2 separate regions of the Homo sapiens genome follow, and region 1 is linked to region 2. Evidence: read pairs that join two places in POLR2A ChIA-PET (ENCODE). Cell type or tissue: PC-9. All regions are shown on one strand.

What was found. ChIA-PET counts read pairs that join two places held together with the same protein. Peaks named below come from ENCODE experiments on the same cell type or tissue, not always from the same donor. Only the 100,000 strongest peaks of a DNase experiment are listed, where the experiment ranks them.
Region 1: POLR2A ChIA-PET joins it to region 2 with 11 read pairs; 2 of 35 experiments call an interaction of 5 or more read pairs at or near these places.

Annotation. Positions count from the first base shown.
Region 1 is chr1:204,316,312-204,324,311 of GRCh38, reverse strand. All of the region lies in intron 1 of PLEKHA6 (pleckstrin homology domain containing A6), which reads left to right. Among named protein-coding and RNA genes, the nearest start is that of PLEKHA6, 40 kb to the left of the region's middle. RefSeq lists an enhancer at 1,928-2,427. In PC-9, no CTCF peak of the experiment used is centred here; DNase peaks (open chromatin) are centred at 281, 3,761 and 4,661; H3K4me3 peaks cover 439 bases; H3K27ac peaks cover 5,450 bases.
Region 2 is chr1:203,906,529-203,914,528 of GRCh38, reverse strand. No RefSeq gene overlaps it. Among named protein-coding and RNA genes, the nearest start is that of SNRPE, 49 kb to the right of the region's middle. In PC-9, no CTCF peak of the experiment used is centred here; DNase peaks (open chromatin) are centred at 6,528 and 7,408; H3K27ac peaks cover 1,684 bases.

The DNA.
Region 1 (8,000 bases), 410 kb before region 2:
TCAGCCTTTGAGATACTAAAAATTTCCTTCCATCTTCAAAATCCCTTCACGATCCATAGCCCTGACTCTTACCAGGGATGCCTGGCAATCAAAGTCAGAGCAATCAAAGTCAGATTCTGGGATGTGGACCCCAAAGAGGGCTCCTGAAGTCCTCGTGCAGCTGAAACACATCCCTACTGGCTGGACTTTTACTGCACTTCATCATAGCTAGGAGTGACTCATGCAGACTCAAGCAGAACCTTGGGGCCCAGGGCAGAAGTGTGACTTCAGGTCTCACTCAGCACTCATCAGAACACTCACTCAGTATGCTTGTAATTAGAATTGAGTGATCTCATGGATGAACTGTACTGGGCTAACTTGAAGAGCACAGCTCTGGAGTCAGTCTGCCCAGGTCCTTTCCAAGTCCTGCCACTCCATCCTCAAGCAGGATATTTAACCTGATTTTGTCTCAGGTTCCTCATCTTAAAACAGAGGTCATAACAACAACCATCTCAAAAGGCTGTTGTGAAGATCAAATGAGTTGCATTTAGAATTATGCCTCACACAAGTATGCACTCAATAGATAGCTATTATTATAATACTAGGTAGCTTACACCCTCTGCCATTTACCTCTCTAGTAAGCTGTTTATTCATTTGACAAACACATACTGAGCACCTATTATGCACCAGGAATACAAGTACAACCTTGTTGAAGCTTTCCAGTTACACAAGCAGTTTATAATGCCCTCTAATTTCACATTAGCTTTCTTTCTTCCGAAATGTCCATTTGGCTGTGACAGCAGTTGAGAAGTCATCACTTTGGTCCCATCTAGCTCTCAGTGATCCTAGTCTGCATGTTGTGGGGCAAAGGCCACTTGCCTTGGGAGTCAGAGGACCTGAATTTCTATTGATGATTCAGCTGGTAACCAGCTGGGATCTATTGGACAGGTTGCTTCATCTTTTCTGAGCCTCAGTGTCTCCATCCTACCTTGAGGGGTGCTGCGGAGATAAGATGAGATAACGATGCAAAAGACCTATTAAATGTCAGGTGCTAGGATGGAGCAAAGAGAAGACAGTCCTTGGGAGAGTGCCCCATCTAAGTGCAGAGGGGGGCCTCCCCCAGGCAAGGCTCTGAAGATAATTAACATGAGTGCAAGCTCCCGGAGGGCACTGAGTGTCAGGGCCTAGCACAGTGTGCTGTGGCACATAGTAGATACACAGTTAATGCCTGCCACATAGCTGTAGACCCTTAGCAAATGTTTGTCAAATGAATAAATGTGACATAAATGGCTCTAACCAATGTAAAAGCGGGGAAGGCATTAAGTTCCAAGGAAATGCAAAGCAAAGGGAAGGTCAGGTTTGGGCATGGTCTATCAGGGAGGGCTTCCTGGAAGAGATGACTTAGATTTAGGTTGGGAAGACCTTGCATCCACAGAATGATACGCCATGGGACAAGAAGGGAATTTGCAAAATGCGTAGGGCCAGTTAGCTTGGTTGGGGTGGGAAGAGTGGTCCCCAGAATAAAAGGAGTAGGATAGGAGTTTACATGGGCAGTAGCTACAATTGGGTTTTGAGAGAGTAAACACTTGGTTGGGGGAATGTGGAGGAGCATGTGTGAGGAGTGTGATTATGGCTGGTGCAGAGTAGACCACAGGAGGCCCATTATCTGCTGCCTGCCCATTAAGGAAAGAATCCCAGCGGCTGATAGCTCTGGATAATAGTGACAGCGGTTGAAGCTATGGGGGCCTGGGACTGCCTGAGACCACCGGCTAAGCAGCCAGTTTCTATTGTCCACTAATGGCACTTTGAAGGTGGCAAAAGCTGGATGGCAGCAGCCTGCTGTGCGACCCCACTGGCTTCCCAAGTCACGCCAGGGAGCTGGTGTGGCTCATTAAGAGTCCTGAGAACTTCTGTTGCGGTGGAAAGCAAGGGCACAGAGAACTTCCAGAAGGATGCCGGGGCAGCTAGGACTAAAGTCATCCAGTTTAGAGCCTTGAGGTGAATAGATCATCATTTCCTCCCCTTAAACAAGGAGTCTGGGCACAAATAGGCGCTCATTGTTAGTGTGTTAAATTGGGCAGCATGAGACTAAAGGGGTGTGTGTAGGGGGGCGGGTTCAGACGGACCTGAGGTCCTGTGCAAGCTCTGCTGCCTCTGTATTGATATTAAGAAAGCTTCCTAACCTCTCTGGGCACCACTTTTCTCATATATGAAGTCAGAGTAACAAAGATTTTTGCCAAAGAGTTAATTCGAGGACTAGCTAAGGTATAGATAACAGTGGCTACATAGCACATGGTAAACTGCTCCACAAGTGGTGGTGGTTTATGTTTTTAGTTTCTTCTCAATATTTTTTAGTCTCCTGCTAAGGGAGAGAAGGCAGAGCATGCCCTGCCAGAGCCCCAGGGGCAGCTCCTGGGCCTGCCTTTCCTGACTCAGCAGCAGGCTGGGCCCACTTGGGCCTGCACTGCCTTAAGCACTGGGGCCAGCCGACTGAGTCTGCCCTTTTCTCCTTTCTATTCTGGCAGACACACAGCAGACATTTATTAAATGCTTGTTGAATGAAAGATGCATTTGACATGGTCCTTGTCCTTTCCGTTTCACAGTCTAGCAGGGGAGACACACTTGTAAACAAAGGATGAAGAAAAATAAGATCAGATGCACAGAGTGGTTTGCAAACACAGAGGGAGGAAGACTGCCTGGGTGGAAGTAAAAAGTGGCTGTAGGGTCAGGTTTAGGTTGAACCTTAAAGTATGGGAAGGGTAGGGTGGAAGGGTTGAGGTTCCAGCAGAAGAAACAGCATGCACAGAGGCTGAGATGCAGGAGGAAGCATGGGCGCCGGAACTAGATCAGCAGAGTCAGAGGCTGGAGCACAGAGTGCACTGCAGGGGGGCAGTAGGGGAGGCTGGAAGGTGGGCCAGCCTGTGAAAAGCCTTGACAGCCCTACACAGGAGGCTGAACTTAATCCTTTAAAAGTTATAAGCAGACATGGGGCACAATCAATTTGCGTCCTTTCCTCTCCTTGCTCCCATCCTTATGGTCATGTGCAGATCCTCAGGATTCTGAGGATCAGAGAGGCTTGTAGCCTGCCTGAGGGTGCACAGCATGTTAGCTGTGAGGTCAGAATGAGAGTTCAGTGCCTTTGGCTTCCCCTGAGTGGTGCTTTATGTAGTGGACAGTCCTGGTGATGTTGCCTGACTCCCTCTACCATCCTTGTGGGCAGCCATGGCCTCTGGGTAACACTATTCCATATTCTGACCCGAAACAACAGCCTTGTCCATTTAAAGAGCCTAGTGTGATTGAGCCTGGACCTCCCCCTTCATCATCTGCCCCCTTCTTTGGCACAAAGGAGAAGCTACAAGATCCCTTGGAAATAGCCTCCTGCTTCATTTCCAGGTGCTGGGCTGCCTGGCATGTACCAGACTTGGCTTCAGAACATGTTTTTCAAAAGAGATCAGGCAGGCTTTGCAGAATGTAATGGCATTATTCTGGGTTTTTTGGGGGAAGGCTAAGAACCCCTCTCTCCCACTCCCCATTCTACACACACATACCCTAGAGATCGAGCTCCAAGAGTGCTGCAGGCCAGCCCAGTGTGCTGTGCGTACAGGAGGTCTCCACAGAGCACGTGGAGGGAGCAGTTGATGTATGAGCAATAGCCATGTGGGGAGAGATAGGGGACCCAGAACTTTCCAGAAAAGAAGGAGGAGCTGTGGGGCCCCACATGGGCTCAGCATAAACAGGGCTGACCGAAAGTTTCCCTATCTCTTTGCCCCAGGGAAATTCCAGAGAGAAGCCAAGTTGCTAAGTTATGGTTTCTAGTTGTTTCCCTGAGTCATGCAGGCACCAAGCCTTCTCAGAGCCCCTTCCTATAGAAGCCACTGCTCCTTCCCACCCACAGTCTCCTGGGGAGCTGAGCTGCGAGTATGGTGAATCCAGATGGAGGGCATGGCTCCTTCCTCAGGGCCCTGCTGGCACCAGCTCCCCACCTAAGAAGCACCCCCCATGCTCACCCCTACCTCGAGGGTTGGGAGTCAAGTGGAGGGGTCTACCCAGTGTACATTGCATGCCACCATCCTCCTAAATCCACTTCCATCACCCAAGACAGCACCGAGCCTCCATTAAATAGGTGGACATGGAGGCATGAAGGGGTGGTGGAGCATAGCATTCCCCCAGGGAAGAGGCAGCTGGTTCTTTGTTCCCTTCCTTATGGTGGGAAAGGAGAGAATAAGGATGATGGGGCAGCAGTGTCTTAAGTCTTGTGGCTTCCTGGCCCCTTGGTGGCTGAAAGGCCACTCTGCTACTAGTGCTCTCTAGTGATATCCCAGATGGACTCTAGTAGGGCAGCCTGTTCCACTCGTCCCTGTTAGAATTAGACCCGCAGAGGGTGGTGTACCATGATTCCATTGAACTGGTTTGAGATGACCATGAGCTCCTGGTACCCACTCACCCACTCTTCCTCCCTCCCTCCTCATCCCTGCCCGCCCTGTCCCTTTCTCCCTTCTCTCTTTCCTCCCTCTGTATGTCTCCCTTCTGTCCTCCCTTTCCTCCCTTTCTTCCCCAAATATTTATTGAGAAATGTTTATATGCCAGATACCAGGAATGCAAAGATGAGTAAGACACGGCCACTGCCCTCAAGGAACTCAGAGTGCTGTGGGGGAGGCAGACATGTAAACAAATGACTGCAATGCAGGACAACAGGCGTGACTCAGAAATACCTGCTTCTGACTTACAGACAAAGCGCACAGGAGGGAGGGACCACTCCTGTTGGGTGGGGACAGGGGATGTATGGGGACTAGAAGTGCCTACTAGCTCTAAAAGAAGCCCGCCTTAATGGGATCCTCCCTCGCTTATGTTCACACAGTTGTGACAATGAGTAAGTCTCTTAATGTCTCTTGATCTCAATTTCCTCAGTTTTTAAAAAAATAATGTATGTTTGGGGCTTATCACAGAATGAAAAGATATGAAAAGTCATGGGTTGTACCCAGTATGAGGAGATAGTTAGCCAGCTCTCATTTGTAAGGACAGTGAATAGGACACGGAATTTTGGAGGAAACAGTCTATAAGACTGACAGCCTGCTCCTCCTCCTGCTCCCAGTGTTATGAAATGTTCCATAGCACAGGAAAGGACTGTGGGCGCCTCACGGGGAAAGGAGAGTGATTCCACAGTTACAGCCCACTCCCGTCTTCTTTCTCCTCTTTCCTTCCCACCAGAAGTGTCCACTGGGTTGATGTGGCACAGGGTCAGTTCTAGAGATGAACCGAGTACCTTGTTTTTGGGGGACTTTGCATAGTTATCAAGATGGGAAGGAAGCAAGGGCAGACTGGGAGAGCTAGGGACCACAGGAACTTGGAGATGGAGATTACCTGATTTTCTGTTCTCCCATTTACTGGACCGGAAACCTTCCCTCTCTGCACTGCGGGCTCACTCATAGAGTGGCCTCTGGCAAGTCAGAGAATATTCCCCTCCTAACATCTCTGGACCATGGAGAAAATGAAACGAGACGTGCTCAGAAACAACCCGAGTCTTCCAGAATAAAGGGTATGGGAGAGATGTAATGTCATCTGGTCAGGTTTGTACTGTTCAAATTAAACGAGTACTTAATGCATTATATGCTATGAGCCTGTTAACCAAGTTTATTATCGCCAGCTATTGTAGTAGAAAGCTCTGGACTTTATATTGTGACCCTGGAGTTATTGTTTCCTGAATTCAAGCCACTTGAAAATTAAATTGCTTGAGGCGAGTGCCTATGAGGCCACACTTATGGAGCCACTTCTGTCACAGACAAGGCCACCTCCTCAGTGGCCAAAACTTCCGAGGGCCGGCCTTCCCCTGCTATGCAAGAAGTTGGCTGCAAAGTGAAACAGACGCTGTAGTCCAGTGGTTCCAAGTCCAGACTTGGGAAGCAGAGTTCAAATCCAGGCCCTGCTACTTCTTAGCTGTGTGGCAACTTAACTTCTCTCTGGTTCAGTTTCCTCACTTGTACAGCAGGGGTAATAATAGTACCTACCCTGCTGAATTGCATGTGGAGTAAATGAGCCAATTTGAAGCCCTTGGCCCTGTGCTCTCGGATCCTCTACACGCTCTGTCCAGCCACTGCTCCTCCAGTGACCTCTGTCTCCTTCTCTAAAGCCAGGACAGACACCTGTGAAATCTCCTGGGCACTGGGAATTGGACTCCAAGAACAGATTGTCTTTGGAGAGACACTTCTTAGCTTCTCCCACATAGTGACTTTCAGTTTTTTCCCCACCCTACAGAAGGATATTTACCTTGTAAGCAAAGATATTCATGCACGCACGTGTACACACACATGCACTCATGTGTGTATAAGTGTATGAAATAACACTTTTATATAGCACTTGTGTAAAGTACTTTTCCAAATGCTCCATGAATATGGACTAATACAGTCCTCACAATAATGATATGAGGTGGATACTGTTATTGTCCTCCTTTTAAAATGAAGAAATGGAAGCATAGAAAGATTAAGTGGCTGAGTCAGGATTCTCATATTGTGTGTGTGTGTTTTAACAAAAGTATCCCAAAATAATATTTATTCTTACCAAGTGCAGTATACACTACGTTCTATTCTGTTCCATTAAATTTTTAAAAAATGCATTTCTCCCATGTGCCAATTTGGATTATGTTTTACTAATTTGAGTTCCCAACCCACCGATGATTCCAAAGCCACAGTTTGAAAGACACTATCTGTAAGACAGGGTAGTTAGAGGAAAACTTCTGAGGAAAAAGAAATGGCAGACTTCCTCCGTGTGGCTTGTGTTCAAAGGTGGGTGGAGATCTAGCCGGGAGTGTTGGTGGGGCTCTGAGATGGATGAGAAGGTGCCTCCTGTTCCTAGATGTGAGGTTCTAAAGAAAATAGGCCCAGACCCTCAGAGCCGGCTGAGGAGGTGAAGGCTACAGGTGGGGCCGAGCTTGCATTCCTGGTTGGGCAGATTCTGCTGATAAACTCTCCGAAGAGGCCTGGCTGCTGGAACAACATCGCTGATTGTTATCTTATCTCTTCCCAGACTCAAATCAGGAAAGGCTTTCCAAACTGGAGCCCCTGCCTGGAGCTAGGACCCAGGGCTGCTAGCTGTCCCTGAGGGCCTCTTTAGGCCTGGATTGGTATTCTATCAGCAGTACCCTATGCTTAACTCTTTGGTTTAACTTTCTGAGACATTTTTATATTTACCAAGTTATTTTATGCTCAGAAGAGCTGAATTTGGTGAGCACAGGTTCCATTCCATTCTACAGGTGGGGAAAAGAGGCTGAGAGATGCTCAGTGATTTGGTCCAGGCTGGAGGAGACTGGAAGGTACCTCCAGATGTCCAGTTCTGGTTATTTCAGCTGCAGATGGCACGGTAGATTATGTGATTGGCCTTGGAGGTGTTTAAGGAGTGGATACGAGGAGGCCGCTTTATCTGTCTGGGGTTCATCATTTGGCTTCTCCGTTCTTCAGCCCTAGTTGCGCCTGGTAAAATACCAGTAGGGTGATTGAGTCCCACCCTGGGATATCCTAACGCAGATGCCAAAGGAAAGAGGAATGAGCTGACATCTTTATTGATTTCCCTAGTGGGGAATGGGTTCAAATAGGTAAGTTTGATACCTGTATTGAGCTCTCCAGTGGAGAATGGGCTTAAATTCCAGTTGGCCAGATAAAAGTTAAATCAAAGACTGGGAGGCCAGAAAAGATGGGAAACCGAGGGAAACTGTGACCTTTTAGAAGGACCTCCATCTCTCTGGAATGAGTTAGCCAAGTCACCGTGCCAATGAGTGGGGAGGCAGGGCAAACTCAGCTCCGGAGGCTCTGCCAGCTCTGGGTGGTGCTGAGTGAACCCTACCCCCACATATCCTGCAAAGGCACTGGGAACAAGGGGTTGGGTACCCCTGGACTCACCCATTGAAAGCATTTCTCCCGTGTCCCTATTCTGAGCGGCCTGCAGCTGTCTTTCCCGGCAGCTGTCTCCCTGAGCCTACTTGGGTTTCTTGTGGGCACAGGGAGTGCTCCAACACCCACTCTCCACATCCT
Region 2 (8,000 bases):
CAGGCCTTATTGTTGTGCAACCAAAAGACTAACAGCTTGTGTTTATCTTTTCCCTTCAAGGCTCGAGGGTTAGGAGCTTTATAAATAAGGGCAGTTCTGATCATAAACCTGATTGCATTTGCACAAAACAGTAGTTAGACTATTCCTTCCTGTCTTAAATCCTGGTGTTCACTTCTCTTCCTTACTAATAAATGTCTTTCTTGGCAATTTTTTTTTTCCAGAATAGGACACATTTGTCTGCATTAAAAATCTGTTCCGGCAGATATCCTTTCCCCTTAATGATTTTCTCAGTAGCATCTGGGAACTCATCTGTGGCTTCTAGGTTGGCAGAAGCTGTTTCTCTTGTCATCTTGATATTTTTTAAGCCCAACCTCTTCCTAAAATTATCAACCCAAACACACAAACAAAATTATTAAACCATCCTTTGCTGGCATTAAATTCTCCAGCTTTAGATCCTTCACCTTCCTTTTGCTTTAAGTTGTCATGTAATGACTTCACTTTTTCTCAAATCATATTAGAGTCTATAGGAATACCTTTCTTACAGCAATTCTGTACCCACATAAAAGCTCCATCTTCGGCCGGGTGCAATGACTCATGCCTGTAATCCTGTAATCCCAGCACTTTGGGAGGCCTTGGCATGGGGATCAACAGATCAAGAGTTTGAGACCAGCCTGGCCAACATGGTGAAACCCCCTCTCTAATAAAAATACAAAAAAAAAAAAATAATAATAACCAGGCATTGTGGCACACACCTGTAGTACCAGCTATGTGGGAGGCCGAGGCAGGAGAATCATTTGAACCCAGGAAGTGGAGGTTGCAGTGAGCTGAGATCACGTCACTGCACTCCAACCTGGGTGACAGAGCAAGACTCTGTCTCAAAAAAAAAAAAAAAAAAAAAAAAAAAAGCTACATTTGCAATACCAGACAAAAAGGTATTTCACAAAGTGTGCACAGTTTTTGTATCTGCTGGCATAGCAAAGCCATGGCATTGTGAATTTTCTTTCCTTTTTTTTTTTTTTTTTTACAATGGTCCTTGTGCTGGATTCATTTATCTTGTAATGGCAGGCAACTGCAGCTGCAGCCCTCAATCTATGGTAAGCATCAAGCAATTCGGCTTTTCCTTGTGATGTCAGGACTTTTTCCTGCTTCTTGGAAGCACTTCTAGTCACTAGTGGCACTTGGTACGGGACACATGGTGTTATTCAAGGTTTATGGTGTTGCATTAAGCATGATGAAAAATATGCTAGAACTTCAAGAGATCATTTTTTATTGTGATGTACAATTTACTAGAGAGATGAACTGTTCATGCAGAGATGATTAGAGCCACGTGGTGGTTTAAACAGATACTAACCACACTTGACCTCACCACAACAGCAACAGGAGGTGGGTAAAACATGATTAGAACAGCACAGTATGTACAACAGTTAATTTATGCAGTTATGATTGAATAATGCATCTTTACCTCTGTTTACATTGCTCACAACTGTGAAAGTTACCATATTCAGCGTATAAATGTCAGTTTTGATAAATTTTAACTCTTTATAATAGATTTGTGTATATTTTATGATAGCAAATGATAAAACAGACTATCTATACATTGTATGCATTCATGACATATCTTTTTCTTAACTTTTTTCAATATTTCTTGACTACGTGGTTTTTCTAGGCTGTAAGTTTATTCAAATTGTCCCAAATCTCCAAAAACTTTTCCAATATATTTACTGAAAAAAAATCTATGTATAAGGGGACCCACGCGGTTCATACTTACGTCGTTCAAGGGCCAACTGTATCTCCTACTGGTTCTTTTTCTCTGCTAGCACCCTGATTAATGCAGTGATATTAACTACAGTTGTTGGTAAGGCTTCTTAATTAATATAATATTAGAAAGAGATGTAGAAGAGAGATTGATTTTGGACACTATAAAACCTCTAAATTAATAAAGAATGAGAAAGTATAAGAAAGTTATAAAATAAGCCAAAATAAACAAAATTGCTTACCTTATGATGGCCAAAGTTACTTTTTATCAGGCAGCTATAAGTAGGCAAATATACACTTAAGGATGTTTGTGAACTTAAAATATTCACCAGCAGAATAAAAATAGGGTGATTGAGGTAGCCAGCCTTCAAGATAGCTCCCAATGATTCCTACCACCTGGCATTGACATCCTTGCGTCATCTCTTCCCATATTGTACTGGGGTTGTTCTCTATGACTGACAGAATACAGCAAAAGTGACAGTACATCATTTGGGAAACTGGGTTATTAAAGATATTGTGGCTTCTATCTTGTTCTCTCTCCCTCCCTCTTGGATCATTCGCCCTTGGGTAAGCCACCTGCCATGCCATAGCTGTCCTGTGGAGAGGCCTGTGTGGTAAGGAATGAGACCTCCGGACAACAGACGCCAAGGTCCTTTGACAACAGCCGTGTAAGTGAGCTTGGAAGCATATTTTCCAGCTCCCGTCCAATCTTCAGAAGACTAAAGCAACAGGCAACATCTTGATTGCAACCTCAGGAAAGACATTATGCCAGAACCACCCAGTTAAACCACTTCTGGATTCCTGACTTTCAGAAATCGGGTGAGATAATAAATGTTTGTGGTTCATGCTACTGTTTCCCTTCCAAACTGATTTAAAAAATAACAGAAACAAAGTAAAACTCATAGGAAAGGCAGAACTGAAGAAATAATAATGAGAAAGCATAAAATAGAAACTAAGATAAACCAAATGTAACAATTAAAATTATTCTAAATAGTCTAAATCCTGCTACTAAGAGGCAAAGGGACTTTTTTTTTTTTTTTTTTTTTTTTTAAGATAGAGTCTCGCCTTGTTTCCCAGGCTAAAGTGCAGTGACTTGATCTTAGCTCACTGCAGCCTCGACTTCCCAGGCCCAGATGATTCTCCCATCTCAGCCTCCCAAGTAGCTGGGACTGCAGGCACACAGCACCACACTTGGCTAATTTTTGTATTTTTTGTAGAGACAGGGTTTTACCATGTCGCCCAGGCTGGTCTCCAACTCCTGGGCTCAAGCTATTCTCCCGCCTCTGCCTTTCAAAGGGCTGGGATTACAGGCATGAGCTACCGCTCCTGGCTGGAGTATAAATTATTTAAAAATCAGGCTGGTCATGGTGACTCACACCTGTAATCCCAGCACTTTGGGAGGCCAAGGCGGGTGGATCACTTGAAGTCAGGAGTTTGAGATGAGCCTGGCCAACACAGTGAAACCCCATCTCTACAAAAAATATAAGAAAAAAAAAAATTTGCCAGGTGTTGTGGCGGGTGCCTGTAATCCCAGCTACTCGGGAAGCTGAGGCCTGAGAATCGCTTGAACCTGGGAGGTGGAGGTTGCAGTGAGCCAAGATCACACCACTGCACTCCAGCCTGGGCGACACAGCAAGACTCCATCTCAAAAAAAAAAAAAAAAAGTCAATTAATTAGGCCAGGCATGGTGGCTCATGCCTGTAATCCCAGCACGTTGGGAGACCAAGGCAGGCAGATCACTTGAGGTCAGGAGTTCAAGAACTGCCTGGCCAATATGGTGAAACCCTGTCTCTACTAAAAATACAAAAAATTAGCCAGGCATGGTGGCACACACCTGTAGTCCCAACTACTTGAGAGGCTGAGGTAGGAGAATCGCTTGAACCCAGGAGGTGGAGGTTGCAGTGAGCTGAGATCATGCCACTGCACTCCAGCCTGGGTGACAGAGCAAGATTCTGCCTCAAAAAAAAAAAAAAAAAAAAAGAATTAAATAATATGCTACTAATATATAGCTACTTAAAAGCCAAATGGTTTAGAAAGGCTAAACATAAGAGAATGAGAAGATAAACTATCATTATATAAAAGAAAAGCAGGATTAGCAATATTAGTGTGAGATAAACTAGAACTTCAGGCAAAAAAGCACTAAAGGCCAGGCACGGTAGCTCACATCTGTAATCCCCACGCTTCGGGAGGCTGAGACAGGAGGATCACTTGAAGCCAGGAGTTTGAGACCAGCTTAGGTAACATAGCAAGGCCCTGTCCCTATAAAACATTTAAAAATTAGCCAAATGTGGTAACCTGTGCCAGTAGTCCCAGTCACTCAGCAGACTGAGGTGGGAGGATCGCTTGAGCCCAGGAGTTTGAGGCTGCAATGAGCTATGATGGTACTAGCACATTCCAGCCTGGACAACAGAGTCCAGGCTGAATGGACTCTTTTGCTGAAAAAGAAAAAAAAAAAAGCACTAAAGCAGGTGGAGTTCTTGCATATGATAAAGGATAGTAAGAGATGAAAATACAATAATAAGGAATTGATATGAACTAACATAGCAGCTAAATATATAATGTAGACTGGTAGGCTTATAATGAGAAAATGATATAAAATACAATTATAGTAGGAAATTTTAATTATCTAATATCCATGACAGACTAAGCAGACAATATGTATAAAGGCATGAAGGACTGAAACAGTATAATTCATAGCATAGAACATTATTTCAGATTTTATATTCTACAAATAATGGCTATATACATTCATGTATAGAAATTGAGCATATCCGGGCCAGGCGCAGTGGCTCACGCATGTAATCCCACCACTTTGGGAGGCTGAGGCGGGAGGATCACGAGGTCAGGAGATTGAGACCATCCTGGCTAACATGGTGAAACCCCGTCTCTACTAAAAATACAAAAAATTAGCCGGGTGTGGTGGCGGGTGCCTGTTGTCCCAGTTACTCGGGAGGCTGAGGCTTGCAGTGAGCTGAGATTGTGCCACTGCACTCCAGCCTGGGCGACAGAGCGAGACTCTGTCTCAAACAAAAAAAAAAAAAAAAAAAAAGAAATTAAACATATCTGGTTATAGAGAAAAATCTCATTAAAGACAATAAAGGAAAACATTTTTGGGACTATATTTTCCATCCACAATTAAATATTAGGCCAGGTGCAGTGGTTCATGCCTATAATCCTAGCACTTTGGGAGGCCGAGGCAGGAGGATTGCTTAAAGCCAGGAGTTTGAGACAAGCCTGGGCAGCAAAGCAAGACACCTTCTCTATTTTAAACAAAAAAGACACTAAAAAAATGGACAAACACAATTAAACATTAATGGCATAAATGTTTTCTTAGGAATAGTCGTCAATAACCTGTAAAATAAACAAGTACCCCACAGATGAGAACTTGGACAAAAAAGAAGACAGAAAAGGAAAGTACAAAAAAAGAGTGCTTGGTAGGCTATATAAAAGTGTATGACAAATGTTAGGAAGTATTATTAGTTAGCCATTTAAAAATAATAATGAAAATACCAACCTATCTAAATCTTTGTGATGAAGTCAAAGCAGTATTTGAAAGAAAATACACAGTTTTAAATGTTATATTACTTTTTGAGTAAGAAAAATTATTATATAAAAAGCAATGACAGGCCGGGCGTGGTGATGCATACCTGTAATGCCAGCACTTTGGGAGGCCGAGGCGGGTGGATCATCTGAAGTCGGGAGTTTGAGACCAGCCAGACCAACATGGTGACACCCTGTTTCTACTAAAAATACAAAAATTAACTGGGCATGGTGGCAGGCACCTATAATCCCAGCTACTTGGGAGGCTGAGGCAGGAGAATTGCTTGAACCCCGCAGGTGGAGGTTGCAGTGAGCAGAGATCACGCCACTGCACTCCAGCCTGGGGGATAGGGTGAGACTCTGTCTCCAAAAAAAGAAATATACGAGCCTCCAGAAAATCTAATTAAGAACAGAGAAGAGATACACAAAATATTAGAAACATTAACACACAAATAATACACAAACATGCTAAAAATGTTCCCATCCCAAAGAAAAAAAACTTGTTTTTTCTTACTATAGGTCTTACTCTTTTCTCCTGAAAGACCACTTCTAAACCAGACAATTTTTTGGAAATATTATGTTTTCTGATTATAAAAGTACTACAAAAATATTTCTGTTTAGTATAGTAGACTAGATACTACAGGACTGAACCACCTGGTAAAATCAACTAAAATTACTGGATTTTAAAAAGTCTTAAATGCATTCAAAAGCTGACAAGAAAGTAAAGATTACAGCTGGACGTGGTGGCTCATGCCTGTAATCCCAGCAATTTGGGAGGCCGAGGCAGGCGGATCACAAGGTCAGGAAATCAAGACCATCCTGGCTAACACGGTGAAATGCCATCTCTACTAAGAATACAAAAAATTAGCCAGGCGTGGTGGTGGGCTCCTGTGGTCCCAGCCACTCGGGAGGCTGAGGCAGGAGAATGGCGTGAAGCCGGGAGGCGGAGCTTGCAGTGAGCCGAGATGGCGTCACTGCACTCCAGCCTGGGCAACAGAGCAAGACTCTGTCTCAAAAAAAAAAAAGGAAAAAAAAAAGAAAGTAAAGATGACTTAATGTATTATACATCTAAGGCATCGTTGGTTGAAAGATATGCCATTACTTTACTACTAAGAAAGAAAACAAATGTAATCAAACTATGACATAATGCTTTCTTATAACTTTTTTCTTGTAACTTATTTTACACTTATGGAAGATCTTGTAGGCTAATCATCTATTTTTTCCTTCATTTTTATTTATTTACTTATTTAAAGATAAGATCTTCCTATGTTACCCAAGACTTCTGAAGTCCTCAAGCAATCCTCCTGCCTCTGCCTCCTGAGTAGCTGAGACTGTAGACAAATGCTACTGCACCCAGCTTATTTTTGTAATTTTATTTTTTTGTGACAGGGTCTCACTCTGTTGCCCAGGCTGGAGTGCAGTGGTGTGATCATGGCTCACTGCAGGCTGGACCTCCTGGGCTCAAGCAGTCCTCCAGCCTCAGCCTCCTGAGTAGCTGGGATTACAGGCATACGCCACCACATTCGGCTAATTTTGTATTTTTAGAAGAGACGGGGTTTCTCCATGTTGGTCAGACTGGTCTCAAACTCCTGACCTCAGGTGATTGGCCTGCCTCGGCCTCCCAAGGTGCTGGGATTACAGGCGTGAGCCACCGTGCCTGGCCAATTTTTTTACTTTAGTAGTGACAGGGTCTTGCTATGTTGCCCAAGCTGGTCTTGAACTCCTGGGCTCAAGAGATCCTCCTGCCTCAACCTCCCAAAGTGCTGAGATTACAGGCATGAGCCACCACATCAGGCTGATCCAGCTTATTTTTAATCATATATTACTTTTGAGCATATATTAAAAGGTAAGTGAAAAAATTGCTTAAGGTGTGCTTAAAACTACCTCACATTTAATCTGACTCTTCCACACAATTGTCTGTGCCATCAAGAACATTACAAATGTATTATTTCAAAAAACAATCCTTAACATAATGAAAAAAAATTAATGCTGGGCTCTTAAGCCTGACTTTGCTATTATGTAGCACTAACCTACTTCTGACTCATATTTTAGGAGTGTTGCTGAAATGTCTGACTCACTGTGCTATCCCCTCTCCACTAACATTCGATGCCTCGGGGTTAAAAGAATGCTCCACTATTAGTCTCAAGATTTTCTTCCAAGCCACTGACATTCCTTCTGCAATTTTTGATGCTGCAATTTTGATATTCATACATGCATAAACAATGACATTTATGTAATGGCTGACTGGCTGACAGTGATTATAGACAATTTAAGATACACACTGATTTCAAAGATGTTAAAATGTGAAAAAAATATTTCAAACAATGAAATATAATACATTAAAGTAAGAATGAAGTGAAATCTAGAGGATACCTACCAAAACTGGAAGAACTCAGGTTCAAGTTTAATAGTACTGTGCAGCAGGTGGGTTGGAAATCAAAGCCCAAACCCATCTAAAATAGGGAATCTAAAAGGAGATTCCCTCTTCCCCCTATAAAACTGGGTCCCAAAGAGTTACTCTCTCAGTGTAAGGCACATTAGAAATCATCCATTTCTCCACCACAATTATCACCACCAGATGACTACAGCAATAATTGCTCATCTCAAAATTCGGTGCTAAGTCAGGAAAGGGAGATTATCTCCTCCAAGAACCTGTAACCACAAGCAAGCCCTAATGCAGGTTTGCAGCAGAAACACGTATAACC